Linked DNA regions of Homo sapiens: region 2 is linked to region 1. A link is an interaction called in ENCODE POLR2A ChIA-PET data of the cell type or tissue named here. Cell type or tissue: GM12878. All regions are shown on one strand. Links, peaks and the distances in the headings refer to the core of each region. The heading gives the core; the rest is flanking DNA.

Region 1 (8,334 bases), core at 256-8,255:
ATGGTGGAGTGGACTGGGGAGCATCCACTTGGAAATGACTATCAACATAGTCATGTTTTGTGACTATTCACTTCACAAGTTATTCAAACATAAGGGCTGTTTATTTTTCTTTTTTTTCTTTTTTTTTTTTTTAAGATGGAGTTTCACTCTTGTTGCCCAGGCTGGAGAGCAATGGCGCGATTGCGGCTCACTATAACCTCCGCCTCCCCGGTTCAAGCGATTCTCCTGCCTCAGCCTCCTGAGTAGCTGGGATTACAGGCATGCGCCACCACACCCGTCTAATTTTGTATTTTTAGTAGAGACAGGGTTTCTCCATGTTGGTCAGGCTGGTCTCAAACTCCCAAGCTCAGGTAATCCACCCGCCTCAGCCTCCTAAAGTGCTGGGATTACAGGCATGAGCCACTGCGCCCGGCCATAATGCCTGCTTGTAGTTTTAGTTCTCCTTTCTCCTGTTGGTAATTAAGGCTGTGTTCTTTACCAAGCTTCAAGAAAAGAGTTATAAAGACTATCCTCAAAAACATAATAATCATCGAGATGGGGCTGGCAGGAGGCTTGTTAGCACAAGGTTTTAGTGTGAAATGAGAACACTCCCTTATTTTCCCCATGAGCTATAACTGCTTTATGTTTATTCTAAATTTACTCTAGAATGTGTGAGAATTATTTATAACATGTATGAAAACACACCGTTTTCAGAGAATCTTAGCACCTTTTAAAGAGCAAATCATACTCCTCTTTTGAATAAGATTTTAGAATGTTAAGTCTCATGAATGAAGAAACCACACTGAGAGATCATTTCCTTTGGACAGACTAGCAGTCATTTCAAAACCACTCACCCACATTTCAGATGGGGAAGACTCACATTGAAGTGTGTTGTCTTCCCTCTAAAGCATCTACTGTGTAAATACCTTCTACTTAAAGATGGCTGAAGTAGGAGTGTGAAGAGTTGGGTTTGCCTTCCAGCTACTAGGCCATGTGGACATCACTTGTCCTTGCTGGGCCTCAGCCTTTACCTTCCAGACAAGAGATATAACCTTGGTAAAAAGATTTCCCCATCAGAATTTAAGGTCCAGGCAGCAGAGACTATTTTTTACCATGATATTCTCTGCTGTATACCCTGTGCAGCTGCCACACGGTAGAGGCTAAACAAATGATTGCTGAATAATGCCTGACTTCAATGAGTCACAATGATTAACAAATGAAATTGAAAGATGAACTAAAAGGCATCATAAAGTATAAAAACCGGCCAGGCGCAGTGCCTCAGGCCTGTAATCCCAGCACTTTGGGAGGCCAAGGTGGACGGATCACCTGAGGTCAGGAGTTCGAGACCAGCCTGGTCAACAAGGCGAAACCCCTACTAAAAAATACAAAAATGAGCCAGGTGTGGTGGCATGCACCTGTAACCCCAGCTACTTGCGCAGCTGAGGCAGGAGAATCGCTTGAACTTGGGAGGCAGAGGTTGCAGTGAGCTGAGATCGCGCCACTACACTCCAACCTGGGCAACAGAGCAAGACTCTGTGTCAAAAAATTAAAAAGTATAAAAATTTATGTTTATTGGATGGGCATGGTGGCTCACGCTTGTAATCCCAGCACTTTGGGAGGCCAAGGCAGGCAGATCACAAGGTCAGGAGTTTGAGACCAACCTGACAAACGTGGTGACACCCTGTCTCTACTAAAAATACAAAAAATTAGCCGGGCGTGGTGGCGCATGCCTGTAATCCCAGCTACTCAGGAGGCTGAGGCAGGAGAATCGCTTGAACCCGGGAGGCAGAGGTTGCAGTGAGCTGAGATCGCGCCACTGCTCTCCAGCCCGGGAGACAGAGCAAGACTCTGCAAAAAAAATAAAAATAAAAAAACTTATTATGTATGTTTATTAGTGATGTGCCTCACTCCAAGGAAATCTGTTTTTAATATCAATATTGATGAGAATTTGAAGGGCAAATTCTAAACCGAATTACTCTTCCACTCCTGTATGATCCCAGGCTCTGCTTATCTCTCCAACACAATGTTAACTCATGCCTAACATCTGAGTGTTCACAATGCTTATGACAACCCAGTGAAGCAAGCACTAGAATGAGACCCATTTTAGACAGGGAAGCTAGGTTTCCAGATGAAGAAACTTACTCAAGGCTGCAAAGCCTCTAAGCAGCAAAAATAGCTCGGTCTCAGCATGATTTGTAGTAGTTAGTCCTATGCAACAGTGGGCTGCACAGCCTGTCTCTCAACCCACACAGAAAACGACTTGGCACCCCGCTGAATTCTGCATACAGAGAGCAAAATAGGACAAATACCCAGATTTTGAAAAATGTCTATTGTAAACATGCCTTGTTTGGAAAACAATTTATATAATAGTGCCAAAGAAAGAAAACAGAAGTTTGATTCGGTATTTCCACTTCGGGTAATTATCCCAAGGAAATAAGGAAAAAGCTATATGCTCAGTGATGGTGGTCAACATAAGACTTTTCAAAGAACAAGTACACCAGACCTGTGTAAAGGTTCCATAATAAAGTAATTAAGTAAAACACAGAATAGAAATTCAATAAATATTCAACACGACGCAAAAGTATCTATGAATGACTTTAAGTGGAACGAGCTCAAATCACAACTGAGTAATAATGGTACACACGAGGGCAGCAGGAAAGGAATATGGACAAAAAGGATATGCTTTAGTGGGGTTCAATAATGTGGGTGAATTATTTCTATTTGTGCAATTAAATTTTTTAAACACTAGAGATCACACCTCAAGCCCCAAAGCCCCATTCCGCATTTTCATACTCCTTTCAAAAGCTAAACACCCAAACGGAGCCAACATTAACATAAGAGAAAAATTATTATCATCAAGCAGAATACTTAAAAATTTCATCACGGTTCCCCCTCAATCTCTGCTGGGGTGAGTTCTGAGTTGGATAAAATCATCCTTTAGGAGGTGAGAGATATATTCGTAACTAGCAAAGCCAGGTAAATTAAAATCAGGGGCTCCGTGTCAGCTTAGGGACGGAGAATGGCTGGGTCTGGGCTTGCTTTCAGGGCTGCTCACCACAGGTCCCATCATCAGGGTTCGACTCCCCAGCGGCGCCTCAGGGAGAGGAGAGAGCCCAGGCACCGGACGCCCGTCCCCCGCCCCCGCCGACCCCTGGCGGGAGAGGAAGAAGGGAGGGAAAAATGGAAGGGCCGCGGGCGCGAGATCGCCCCAGTGAGCCCCCAAGCAGCCACCACCCAGGGACCCCGACCCGTCCGCCTGCCGGCGCCGCGGGCTCCCCGCCCCTTGCACCTGCGCCCCGCAATGCCGGAGCCAGCCAGCCCTCGCTGCCGCTCGCCACTGGCTCCCGCCCGCCTACCTGGCCCCGACCCCAGCCCCGGCCCCGCCGCAGCCTCAGCTGCAGAAGGAAGAAAGCGCCGGGTCTCCTGGCGGCCTCTCTAGGAGCAAAATGGCGACTCCATGCACAAGATTGGCGTCCGCGGTGACTGCGAGGCCGGTGGGCGGGGAGGGGCGAGGGCGGGACTAGAGCCCGGACAGCGGAGGCACCTAGCTGGGGGCTGTGGGCGTGGCCCACCAGTGGGTAAGGCGCGGGGCAGTGGGTGTAGCCACAGGGGTGGAGTCGGGCTGGCACGATGGGCGGGGCGGTGGGCGGGGATGCGCCTGTTTTGGTCCCTGGGGAGCTGCTAGCCCCACACCAACTGTGACAGCCCAGGCAGGTTACAAGGAATGAATGTGGACAGAGTATGACATTTGGAATTACAAATACCTGGGTTCAAGCCTCCACTGGCCTGTAACCTTGGACAAGTCATTTCAACCCTCTGAGCTTGTTTCCTCATCTGAAAAACAAAGATAGCAGCACCCATTCCATAAGACTGTTGTGAGGATTAAATGAGACAATACGGCCAGACGCGGTGGTTCACGCCTGTAATTCCAGCACTTTGCGAGGCTGAGGCGGGCGGATCACGAGGTCAGGAGTTCGAGACCAGCCTGACCAACATGGTGAAACCCCCATCTCTACTAAAAATACAAAAAAAAAAAATTAGCCAGGCGTGGTGGTGCGCGCCTGTAATCCCAGCTACTCAGGAGGCTGAGGCAGGAGAATCGCTTGAACCCGGGAGGCAGAGGTTGCAGTGAGCCGAGATCGCGCCACTGCTCTCCAGCCTGGGTGACAGAGCAAGAGTCCATCTCAAAAACAAAACAAAACAAAACAAAACTGTGCTAAAAGCACAGTTCTGGGTGTATAATAAATGATCAGTTTTTTGTTCGTTTGTTAGTTTTTTGTTTTGAGACGGAGTTTCGCTCTGTTGTCCAGGCTAGAGTGCATCGGCGCGATCTCAGCTCACTGCAAACTTCGTCTCCCGGGTTCAAGCGATTCTCCTGTCTCAGCCTCCCGAGTAGCTGGGATTACAGGTGTGCGCCACCACGCCCGACTAATTTTTTGTATTTTTAGTAGAGACAGGGTTTCACCATGTTGGCCAGGCTGTTCTCAAACTCCTGACCTCAAGTGATCCGCCCGCCTCCGCCTCCTAAAGTCCTGGGGTTACAGGCGTGAGCCATCGCGCCCAGCCATTATCAGTTATTATCGTTATTTGCCTTGTCGCCTTTTTTTCTTTTATTATAAAGGAATTAGTACTTTTGGTATCCATTGCCTAAGTTCTTTATAACTTAGGTAATGTTTACTCTTTATTGTATGTATAACATAATAATAGCAAACACATGGTCCTCTTTTAAGTGCTTTACATATATTAACGGTAACTTATTTAATCCTCACAAGAGCATAAGGTAGGTGTTGTTATCCTCTCCATTTTAATAGTTGTGGGAACTGAGACGACGACGTTAAATAACTTTTCCAATGACAAAGCAGTGGACAGAATTTCGACCCAGGAGGCTTTGCACCAGTCTTCACTTACCTAATCCCTATACCACATCTTCTCTCCAATTCTGCTTTGGATTTTTCACAATAATGAGGCATGAAATATTCATCAGAGGTTGCAGAGCTAGCTAGAGTCTTTATGGTTCAACGTCTTATTTTAGAAACGAAGAATACAAGCATCTCAACTAACGAATTGTAAATTAGGTGAGACTTCGTGAAATGGAGTCGTTTGAAACATTTCCTTTGCCTGACAACTTTACAGGGACATACCTCTTTGTAAAGAGCAAGACCCATGAGCCCAGTGATTATCTGCATACCAAAATTGATTCCTCTTCAGCGGTACCTCGGCTGGGCTCACGTCCCTTCTGCGCTGGCATCTAACTCCGGTCACAACCCCCACCTCTCTGCTGTGGCTGGCGTAGATTCCACGCGTCACATGTTGGCATGTGACTGGATCTGGCCAGTCAGAGAAGTTCATCCCTCTCCGCTCGCTGATTCGCTCCAAAGATAGGCTACTGAGCCAATCGGAGCCCACGAAACACCGTCTCCATCCCTGCGCCGGGACTGGAGAGGCTTACTCTCTCCTGCTGATGCTGCAGCTGCTGGGATGCCAGGAGGGGAACCGCCTGAGGAAAGTGCTGAGAGAAAAGAGAGGGAGGGATACAGACCGGGCCCAGATGAGTTTGCGCTGAATCTGAAGTCGGTAGGTCCCTGGACATTTCTATTATGGAAGCCAAGAAGAACCTCCCCTCCACCCTCTGAAGCCAGTGTGGATCGGGTTTCTGGCACTTGCAGTGTCTGCACGGTCTCCTCTCCTTCCTTCTCCATTGCCCTTTCTCACCCGCCTGGGCCCGCCACCCTGAACTACCGGGACACATGCTGTTCCTGCCTCCAGGCGTGCACTTCTTCCTGCAGCCTCCTCCCCTACTAACTCCTTCTTGAACTTGATAGCTCCATTGTCACTTTCGAGTCTTCCCTAAACCACTCCCTTCCCAAATAAAACTGTTTCATGTATTTTTCTTTCATTGGGCTTATCACGATTTCTAATTAAGTGTTTGGGTGGTTATTTGACAAATATCACCACCTCAGCCCCTGTACACTGTAAGCCCCATGAGGGTGGGCTCTTCGTCCCTCCTGCTGATCACTGTTTCCCAGGGCCTGGCACAAGTATGGTACTCAAGAAATGTCTGGAAAATTGAGTGCCTTATCCTTTCTGGAAAGAAAATGGGCAGTAGCGCAGCATTATATAGTGTTTGCACCATACAAGAATAATATTACTGGAAAAAAAAAAACTTTTCTAAGAGACAGAGTCTTGCTCTGTTGCCCAGGCTGGAGTGCAGTGGTGCAATCATAGCTCACTGCCGCCTCGAACTGGGCTCAAGTGATCCTCCCGCCTCGACCTCCAAAACGCTGGGATTGCAGTCATGAGCCACCACACCTGGCCTTGAATTTTTTAAAAAATCCACTCTCATTAACCAGAATGAGCTAGCTCCAGTGTATCACCGCGTCCAGGGTTCTGCAGTGGGGTGGCTTGCTCCTCAATAGTTTCCCGCACTGCAGGCACTTAGTTTGTAGTTTCATTTGTTCTGTTATAGCAATACCACTCTTCCATCCGCCATCCATTCTCCAAGGACTATTGAAATCCCTTGTAGGCTGATGTCAAAACTCTCATTCTCTTTATCCTTGGGGTTTAGGCCATAGGAGTGTGCCATGGTAGGTGTTCAGCCAAGCTGACCCACCAGGTGACTGCAGCCCCAGCCACCACCTGACTGCAACTTTATGAAAGACCCTAAGCAAGAGCCACCTAGCTAAGACCAATCAAACCACAAAAAATTGAGAGCTAAGAAATTTTTTATTAAAGCCCAAGTCTGGGCATATTTTGTTATACAATGGGTAATGAGCAAGAAAGGAGCAAAAGCATAATGTAAAGCTTGTGGTCAGTTCCACACGAATGCAGTTTTTGGTTAGTCCATTGCTAAACTTGATAATCCCTTGCCCACTTGGATGTTTGCAGTCAGAGTCTTTGCATGTAATAGAAGTGCTCAGCTTGCTGCAACACGTCATTGGCCATATTCAAGGGCTAAACTGCTGTATATCGACTATAAATCAAGATACTCAAGTCTAAGACATTTCCCTTCAACATTTTTTAAAGGAAGGAAAGGAATCTTTGCTATAGTTTGATAGAAATTTTTGAGCAGTATGGTGTAACAAAAAACACAGGATTCTCCTTCAAATGGTTGTGCAAATGAAAAAACAGGGACTTAGGTGTCCATCACTAGGATGGAGCCTGCTTCCTGCCTCCTGTCCTCATTGTGGAAATGACCCTGGACAGATCCACCTCTCTAAGTTTCTGTTTCCTCAGTGGAAAAATGAGCACTAATATTAGCAGCCATATGATGGTTGGGGGTGAGGAGTTACTTTTAGATGGAGTCCATGAGTATGAGGCACCGAGGAAGCTTTTGCAGCTGCCTCTCTGCTCTCGCCTGTCTGGCTATCAGGGAAGAAAAACAAGGCACCCCTTTTTCCCCAGTGGAAGAGGATGGCAGCTTGCCTGGCTGTAGGAGGCAGCGGAGGCCAAAGCCAGGTCACCAGCCAAGGAGGCCTTGGAAGTTCCTATAGAGTCCTTTCCTGCATCCTCCAGCTTTTTTCCTTTTTCTTTTCTTTTTTCTTTTTTTGAGATGGAGCCTTGCTCTGTTGTCCAGACTGGAGTACAGTGGCGCAATCTTGACTCACTGCAACCTCCACCCTCCCGGGTTCAAGCTATTCTCCTGCCTCAGCCTCCCAAGTAGCTAGGACTACAGGTGCATGCCACCACACCCGGCTAATTTTTGTAATTTTACTAGAGATGGAGTTTTGCCATGTTGGCCAGGCTGGTCTCGAACTCCTGACCTCAAGTGATCCACCCATCTCGGCCTCCCAGAGTGCTGGGAATACAGGCATGAGCCACTGTGCCCGTCCTCTTTTCTCCTTTTTCTATTTTCCCCCAAAATGAAAGGAACTTCATTGTCTTTTTTTTTTTTCCCGAGGCTGAGTCTCACTCTGTCATCCAGGCTTGAGTGCCGTGGCGCGATCTTGGATCACTGCAACCTCTGCCTCCTGGGTTCAAGCGGTTCTCCTGCCTCAGCTCCCCAGCAGCTGGGACTAAGAACTTCATTGTCTTTTGTAAGCATAATAATATTTACACATTGTAAGAAAAATTCAAATGAGAAAGAAGAAAAAATTAAAAAGATATTTGCCATTATCCCATGTGGAGAGGTAGCCACTCTTGGAATTTTCCAATATGCCTTTTCCCTGTAACAATTTATTGCAGGCATGATTCCATGTTGATGAATTCAGGTCGACATCATCATGATATGAGCTGTGAATGAAAGACTGTAGTCTTGGGAACCAGCGCCTAGATCCAAATTCCTTCTCTCCTCACCAGCTGTGTGACCTCAACAAGTTTCTTAACCTCTCTATACCTGTTTCCTCATCTACAAAATAG
Region 2 (8,334 bases), core at 59-8,058, 64 kb before region 1:
TTTAAGGCCACAAGCCCTCATGGCTGACTACAGGATCAAGATGGGCAGCTTTCACATCAGTGACAACCTCTGAGGCAAAGAGACCAGGGTAAGCCCAGAGGAGGCCTCTAGGTACCTGGTGATGATCTATGCCTCAAGTGAGCTAGCGGGTACCCAGTGTTCATTCTATTCTTTAAAATATACAGGCATGAAGTGCACTCTTTTTGTGCACTGGTCTTATGATGTGTGAAAGGATGCATGTTTCAAACAGTTATAATCAACTTTGTAGTTTACTTTTTTTTTTTCTTTTGAGATGGAATCTCACTCTTTCGCCCAGGCTAGAGTGCAGTGGCACAATCTTGGCTCACTGCAACCTCCGCCTCCCAGATTCAAGCGATTCTCCAAGATCAGCCTCCCAAGTAGCTGGGATTACAGGTGTGCGCCAACATGTCCAGCTAATTTTTGTATTTTCAGTAGAGATGGGGTTTCACCATGTTGGCCAGGCTGGTCTTCAACTCCTGACCTCAGGTGATCTGCCTGCCTTGGCCTCCCAAAGTGCTGGGATTATAGGCATGAGCCACTGTGCCCAGCTTGTACTTTACTTTGATCACAGAACAATATCTCATGTTATGACAGGATGACTTTTTTTTTTTTTTTTTTTGAGACACAGCCTCACCCTGTCACCCAGGCTGGAGTGCAGTGGCATGATCTCGGCTCACTGCAACCTCTGAGCCCCAGGCTCAAGTGATCCTCCCGCCTCAGCCTCTCAAGTAGCTGGGACTGCAGGTATGTGCCACCAAGTTCAGCTAATTTTTGTATTTTTTGTAGAGACAGGGTTTCACCATGTTGTCCAAGCTGGTCTTGAACTCCTGAGCCCAAGCGATTGGCCTGCCTTGGCGTCCCAAAGTGCTGGGATTACAGGCATGAGCCAACGCGCCCAGCCAGTAGTGAGCAATTTTAAAATAAACAATAGCATTTTCCAATTTCTGGGCCAAAGCAAACATTTAGCACAAGGCACAAATTTAATAAGAATTATCTGGCCATACTACTATCCTTAGGCCTTTATATGCCCAGAATTAACAAATAAATTGGCCAGGTGCAGTGGCTCACGCCTGTAATCCCAACACTTTGGGAGGCCGAGGCAGGTGGATCACTTAAGTTCAGGAGCTTGAGACCAGCCTGGCCAACATGGTGAAACCCCATCTCTACTAAAAATACAAAAATTAGCCAGGCGTGGTAGCAGGCACCTGTAATTCCAGCTACTTGGGAGGCTGAGGCAGGAGAATCGTTTGAACCTGGGAGGCAGAAGTTGCAGTGAGCCGAGATTGTGCCACTGCACTCCAGCCTGGGCGACAGTGAGTCTCTGTAATAAAATCAATCAATCAATCAATCAACAGAATAACAATGGCAAATACTAGAATTAATAATAAAAGAGGTCTACATACCACGATGATGGCAATCCTTCCTCCAACATCACCCACAACCGTGATTGGGGGCTTTTCTTTAGGAATCAGCACTGGTTGGAATAAAACACACACACCAAAATTTTTATATTAAAAAGTAAAACAAAACTTTAAAGAAGTTAATATCTCAAGATAAAAACATTCAACCAACTAGGAATACAAGGGAATTTCCTCAATCTGATTAAGGGCAACTACAAAAACCCACAGCTAACTTGATACTTTATGGCCGAAGGCCAAAAGCTTTCCCCTAAGATCAGCAACAAGACAAGGATGCCCACTGCACCACTGCCATTCACCATCATACTGGATACTCTAGCAAGGGTAATTAGACAAGAAAACGAAATGAAAGGCATCCAGATCAGAAAGGAAAAGTAAAACTATCTCTATTAGCAGATGACATGTTCCTACATATTGAAAATACCCAAGAATCCACAAATCCACCTACCAAAGCTAATAATATATGAATTCAGCCAAGTTGCCAAGTACAAAATCAACACACAAAATCAGCTGCTACACAGCAGCACTGAACAATCAAAAGAGGGAATTGAGAAAGCAATTCCACGCCAGGCGTGGTGGCTCACGCCTGTAATCCCAGCCCTTTGGGAGGCTGAGGCGGGCGGATCACGAGGTCAGGAGATCGGGACCTTCCTGGCTAACATGGTGAAACCCTGTCTCTACTAAAAATACAAAAAAAAAAAAAAAAAAAAAAATTAGCCAAGTGTGCTAGTGGGCGCCTGTAGTCCCAGCTACTTGGGAGGCTGAGGCAGGAGAATGGCGTGAACCTGAGATGTGGAGCTTGCAGTGAGCCGAGATCATGCCACTGCACTCTAGCCTGGGTGACAGAGCGAGACTCTGTCTCAAAAAATAAATAAATAAAAATAAATAAATAGATAAAAATAAAAAAGTAAAAAAAACCCCTACAGAATGGCAGAAAATATTTGCATATCATGTATCTGGTAAGAGTCTAGTATCCAAAATATATAAAGTAGGCTGGGCATGGTGGCTCATGCCTGTAATCCCAGTACTTTGGGAGGCCGAGGTGGACAGATTGCCTGCCTGAGTTCAGGAGTTTGAGACCAGCCTGAGCAACATGGCGAAACCCTGTCTCTATAAAAAAATACAAAAATTAGCAGGGCGTGGTGGTGCATGACAGTAGTCACAGCTACTTAGGGGGCTGAGGTGAGAGGATCACTTGGGCCCGGGAGGTCAAGGCTCCAGTGAGCCACGATTGCACCACTGCACTCCAGCCTGGGTGAGAGAGTGAGGCCCTGTCGCAAAAAAAAAAAAAAAAAAAAAAATTATATATATATATATGCGCCATATGCCAAAATATATAAAGAACTTTTATAATTCAACAAAAAAAGACAAACCTAGTTCAAAAATGGGCAAAGGATTTCAACAGATATTTCTCCAAAGAAGATATACAAATGAAGTCATTAGCCATTAGGGAAATGTTTATCAAAATCACAATGAGATGCCACTTTATGCCCACTGGGCTGGCTACAATAAAAAGTAGAAAATAAGTGTTGATGAGGATGTGGAGAAACTGAAATCTTTGTACATTACTGGTAGGAATATAAAATGGTGCAGCTGCTGTGAAAAAAGAGTCTGGCAGTTCCTCAAAAAGTTAAACATACACCAAGTGACGCAGCAATTCCGATACCAGGTATAGACCATGAGAAATGAATCATCTATCCACACAGAAAACTCATACATGAATATACAGAGCAGCATAGCCAAAAGTGGAAACAACCCAAATTCCTTTCAAATGCTGACAATGAAATATTATCCAGCCACCAAAAGCAATGAAGTACTGACAAGTGCTATCACATGGATGAACCTCAAAAACATGCTCAAAGAAAGAAGCCAGATACAAAAGCCCACATATTATATGATTCCGTTTATATGAAGTGTCCAGATTAGGCAAACATCCACAGAAACAGAAAAGAGGTAAGTGGTTGCCAGGGGCTGGGGGATGGGGGCATGGTGAAACTACTTAATGGGTGCAGGGTGTTCTTCCGGGGTAATGAGAAGTTTTGAAACTAGAAAGAAATGGTAACTGCACAAAACTGTGAATATACTGAAAGCCAGTAAATTTTATACTTTAAAATGGTTAATTCTATGTTATGTGACTTTGACTTCAATTTTCTTTTAAGGCAATGTCACAAAAAGAAAAAGTTAAAATACTGTTCTAGATTGGGACTTTTCAACTGCTGAGATCTTGGGCCAGACACGTTTATGCTGCAAGGGACCACCCTACGTACTGTGAGAAGTTTAGCAGCATGTTTGGCCTCTACTCACTAGATGCCAGTAGCCACCCCCTTGATTCTGACAATCAAAACTATCTCCAGACATTTCCAAATGACCTCTAGGAGACAATATCCACTCCCTAATTGAGAACCACTGCTCTAGATTGAAAGAGATGAAAGACATATGACAACCAGAGGCAATGTGTGACCCCAGGTGAGCATCAGGAGAGGGCAAAAAAGTGTAACAAAACAAAGCAAAGCAAGATAAATTCCAGAACTGAAGTGACTTTTTACATTTTCAACAGTCCTACTCCCAGGACACTTGACCTCAATGCCGGTGAAAAAGTATAATGAATCACCCTCTAGGAAATCAATTTGACAAAAAGCCTTATATTCATACCTTCTGACTCATTAATCTCACTTTTAGAAGCTTGAAATGAAATAAGCCAAAGTATGGGAAAAGTGTTTTATCCACATATATTTCCTGCCACATTATAAGGGCAAAGAACAGAAGAAAACATAAAAACCCCAAATTAGGCTGTGGTTGGGCAGTCTAAGCCACATTCATACGATGGGTTATTAGCCATAAAAATGCTGTTTACAAGAGGCTGAGGTGGACAAATCGCTTGAGCCTGGGAGGTCAAGGTTGCAGTGAGCCGTGATTGTCACTGCACTCCAGCCTGGGTGACAAAGTGAGACCCAGTCTCAAAGAAAAAAAAAAGAAATTGCTGTTTCCTGTCAAAGTTTCTGGTGACCTGAGATGACACGTCGGGCAGCTGGGAGAAGGAGGCAGCAACATGCACAATTATGTATGAAGCATGCATCGCAGCTTTATGAAAATAAGGGTGAAAAACCAAAAAGAGGCTCACCAAATTAAAGTGGTGTGTCTTTGAATAGTGGCATCAAGCACTAATTATTATTTTCTTCTAACTTTTATGGATAATATTTTCAAATATTATATATAGTGCTTATATTCTGAAAAAGTATTTTCATTGTTTTTTAGTAGGCATATTTTCATCTATAAGAAATCAGAGGATACAAAATAATTTTTAAAATCTAATACTAAATAACAAAATCTTTATATTCGAGATGCTACAGGAAGAATGCTTTCTTTTCCCTTCATATATTATTTGCTAGTACCTTAAAAAAGTATTCTATGTAGGGTGTCCAATCATCAAATGTATAAAAACAATCAAATATTTAGGATCTATGAAACTAAAATTCTACTGCATTCCCAAAGACGGCCTGTAGTGATCACTACTTGAGTCAAAACATAAACATAGAAACATTATAATTAAAATTATGAATGAAACATAAAGATCCCACGAGTAAAGAAATATTAGAAAGAACATAGAGATCATCCAGTCCTATGAACTCATTTCCAGATGGGAAACCTGTAGTTCAGTGTCTGCAGTCCAGAGTCCACTCCCAAAGGCCACACCAAAAGCTAACACCCAGCAAGTTCCAAAGAAGCAGCGTTCATCTAAAGACTGCCAACGCGTTCCTCATCACAGCCCATGTGCTTACAGGACTGAAGAGGAACATATATTCTTCCATGCTCCCGGGCATGGCTCATCTCACCAATGGTCCCAGCCAGCCCTTGCAGGGTTCTGCTGAGGTTCCTAGACACAAGCCCCTCTGAGGCCAGGCAAGGATTCTGAAAGGGAGCGGCAGCCCCAGGCCTACCCCCCAGCACCAACAGCCTGGGCACGTGAGGCTGTGAGAAATGCACACACAAGCAAAAGGCTTTGAGGTCCTGAGCCAAACGCTTTATTAACACCCTCCCAGCCCCAAATCCTGAACCCTGGCTCTATCTCACTGCCTTCCTCCTCCTTAAATCCCCATTACTAAGTCCAAGAGACCCAAGAACACAGTGGAAAAAGCACAGGTTTTAGTCAGACATGTCCAGCTTGTCACTATGTGACTGCAGGGAAGTCGCTTTCTCTTTCTGATCCTGTTTATCTATAAAGTGGAAAATCATCACTCAATTAAAAGGGCTGTACTGGAGACTAATACACTAAAAATGTTCATTCCCTCCTGCTATCTTTTTTAGAGACAGGGTCTCACTCTGTCACACAGGCTGGAGTGCAGTGGCACCATCATGGCTCACTGCAGCCTCGACTTCCTGGGTTCAAGTGATCCTTTCACCTCACTCTCAAGTAGCTGGGATTACAGGCACACCACCATGCCTGGCTAATTTTTTTTTTTTTGAGAGGTAGTCTCACTGTGTTGCCCAGGCTGGAGTGCAGTGGCACAATCTCAGCTCACTGCAACCTCTGCCTCCTGGGTTCAAGTGATTCTCCTGCCTCAGCCTCCTGAGTAGCTGCGATTACAGGCACGAACCACCACACCTGGCTAATTTTTATATTTTTTAGTAGAGACAGCGTTTCGCCATCTTGGTCAGTTTGATCTTGAACTCCTGACCTCATGATCCACCCACCTCGGCCTCCCAAAGTGCTGGGATTACAGGTGTGAGCCACTGCGCCCAGCCGCCTGGCTAATTTTTAAACTTTTTGTAGAAACGGGGTTGTGCTATGTTGCCCAGGCTGGTCTCAAACTCCTGGGCTCAAGCAAACCTTCCACCTTAGCCTTCCACAGTGCTGGGATTAAAGGAGTGCGCCAAAGTACCTGGCCTCCCTCCCATCGTCTTTTTAACATTTCTCAATGTGCTCTGTCACTTTCATTCCCATTGTTACCAACCCCTAGAGCAATAACGCACAACAGAAATGAAAGCCACATATGCAATTTCAGATTTTCTAGTAGCCACATTACAAAAGCACAAAAAAAGGTAAAATTAATTTTAATAACATGTTTGATTTGATTCAACATATCAAAATATTACCATTTTAACACAGAGTCAATAAAACTTCACTAATGAGATACTTACATTAAAGTTTTCAGATTAGGGGTGTGTCCTTCACACTCCCACTGCTCCCCACCCCGTTCCCAGTGTGCAGGAGCCACATGTAGCCAGTGGCCACCCGACTGGACAGCATAGCCCAAGAGATCAAGCTCTCCTCCCATGTGCCTGCTCAACTTCATCAGCCTCCCGGATCTGGCCTCTGCACTTGCAGCCCTATCCCAAACACAGATGCAGGCCTGGCCTGCTGAACACTAAATGGCCCGGATCGAGAGCCTTTGTGGGCTGCCTTCTAGGACACGAGTGTATTTACTGGTATTCAAAGTCCTCCTTGGTTGGCTCCCCGCAGATACTGCTATCTTAGTCCATCTCTTCCCTCCAGGGGCCTCCTGGTAGTCAGGCTAGTGTCTTCCTGGCCACACCATGGCCCATCACTGAACGTCTCACCACTGCAGTCCTATCTCACTCACATAAGGCAGGCAGTGCTGGGTCCTGAGGGCTCGTCCTGGGCTTTCCACCATCTTGGCCTATCATGGGTCCACTCTGAGGATGGCCTCTTGCTGTCGCTCTTTTTCAGAAAAACAACAGGCCCAAGAACACACAGCTGATAAGTGATGGAGCCAGATGCAAACTCAAGCTCAGTCCCCCACCCCTTAGGAGATTTAACCCCTGCCCAGATGGCCTTCCCTTTCCACCTCAGTTGGGATCTACAAAGTATAGCTGGAATCCCAGCTGCGTGCATGGCTATCCCAACCACACTAGTTCCTTCTCTGGTTTTTTTTTCCCTCTATTTATAAATGAGCAAACTCCTGGGCAAGGCAAAAACCTAACAGTCCAGAATATACCTCTGTGACCTAAAAATTATTTTGAGCTGAAAGCATTTGAGTTCCTGAAGTCCCTTATATGCTGAAAAGCAGAGCCTCACAAAATAACTCCAAAGAACTCAACTGTGATAAATCTCCTCCCTGGGAACACCAGGGAAGACTGACTCTTATCGCTTAAGACCAGAAGAAGTCCAGACCACACCTAAACAGACGCTGTCAAAAACTAGCCTCTCTCCCATCTTTTCTCCTCAGCGCCCACTTCCCATCAGTCCCCTCCCTCCTCCTCTTCCCCTATTAAGGAGTCATCTTGGCCGGGCGCCTGTAATCCCAGCACATTGGGAGGCCGAGGCGGGCGAATCACTTGCAGTCAGTTCGAGGCCAGCCTGGCCAACATGGCGAAACCCTGTCTCTACTAAAAAAAAAAAAAAAAAAAAAAAAAAAAAAAAAAATAATAATAATAATAATAATAATAATAATAATAATAATACCAAAATTACCTGGGCATGGTGGCATGTACCGGTAGTCCCAGCTACCCAGGAGAATCGCCTGAACCTGGGAGGCCGAGGTTGCAGTGTGCCATGATTGCACCACTGCACTCCAGGCTGGGCAAAAGAGCGTTTCAAAAAAAAAAAAAAAGAAGTCATCTGTTTTCCCACAGGGGCCTTTTCTGCCCCTCCTGTTCCCCTATTAAGATGCTATATAAGCCCCAAATTGTAACCACTTCGAGTCACATTTTTGTGACTCACAAAAGAGTTTAATCACACACATCTGTATGTATGTGATTAAACTGCCTTTCCTCTTCCTCATCTGTCTTTTGCCAGTTTAGTCCATATGCCACCAAACACTGAATCTATGAGGGCAGGGGGTTAGGGTTCTTCCCCAACAACTCGAAGGTGGCATTTTTTTTTTTAATTAAGAAGATGTTATTAAGGCATGGGGAAGTTTCTTAAACACAAAAA

What was found. Peaks named below come from ENCODE experiments on the same cell type or tissue, not always from the same donor. Only the 100,000 strongest peaks of a DNase experiment are listed, where the experiment ranks them.
Region 2: POLR2A ChIA-PET joins it to region 1 with 18 read pairs; 8 of 35 experiments call an interaction of 5 or more read pairs at or near these places.

What each region holds. Positions count from the first base shown.
Region 1 is chr17:18,853,263-18,861,596 of GRCh38, reverse strand. It overlaps PRPSAP2 (phosphoribosyl pyrophosphate synthetase associated protein 2), which reads right to left and starts at 3,466. Exons shown (of 12, transcript NM_002767.4): 1 at 3,336-3,466. RefSeq lists a silencer at 3,009-3,368 and enhancers at 3,115-3,687, 5,467-5,526, 5,547-5,596, 5,115-5,615. In GM12878, for the core only: no CTCF peak of the experiment used is centred there; DNase peaks (open chromatin) are centred at 836, 2,054, 3,646 and 5,326; H3K4me3 peaks cover 4,472 bases; H3K27ac peaks cover 4,318 bases.
Region 2 is chr17:18,917,075-18,925,408 of GRCh38, reverse strand. PRPSAP2 (phosphoribosyl pyrophosphate synthetase associated protein 2) reads right to left here. Exons shown (of 12, transcript NM_002767.4): 10 at 1,425-1,495. Among named protein-coding and RNA genes, the nearest start is that of SLC5A10, 31 kb to the left of the region's middle. RefSeq lists an enhancer at 3,134-3,213. In GM12878, for the core only: no CTCF peak of the experiment used is centred there; DNase peaks (open chromatin) are centred at 3,118, 3,665 and 4,388; H3K4me3 peaks cover 1,249 bases; H3K27ac peaks cover 4,856 bases.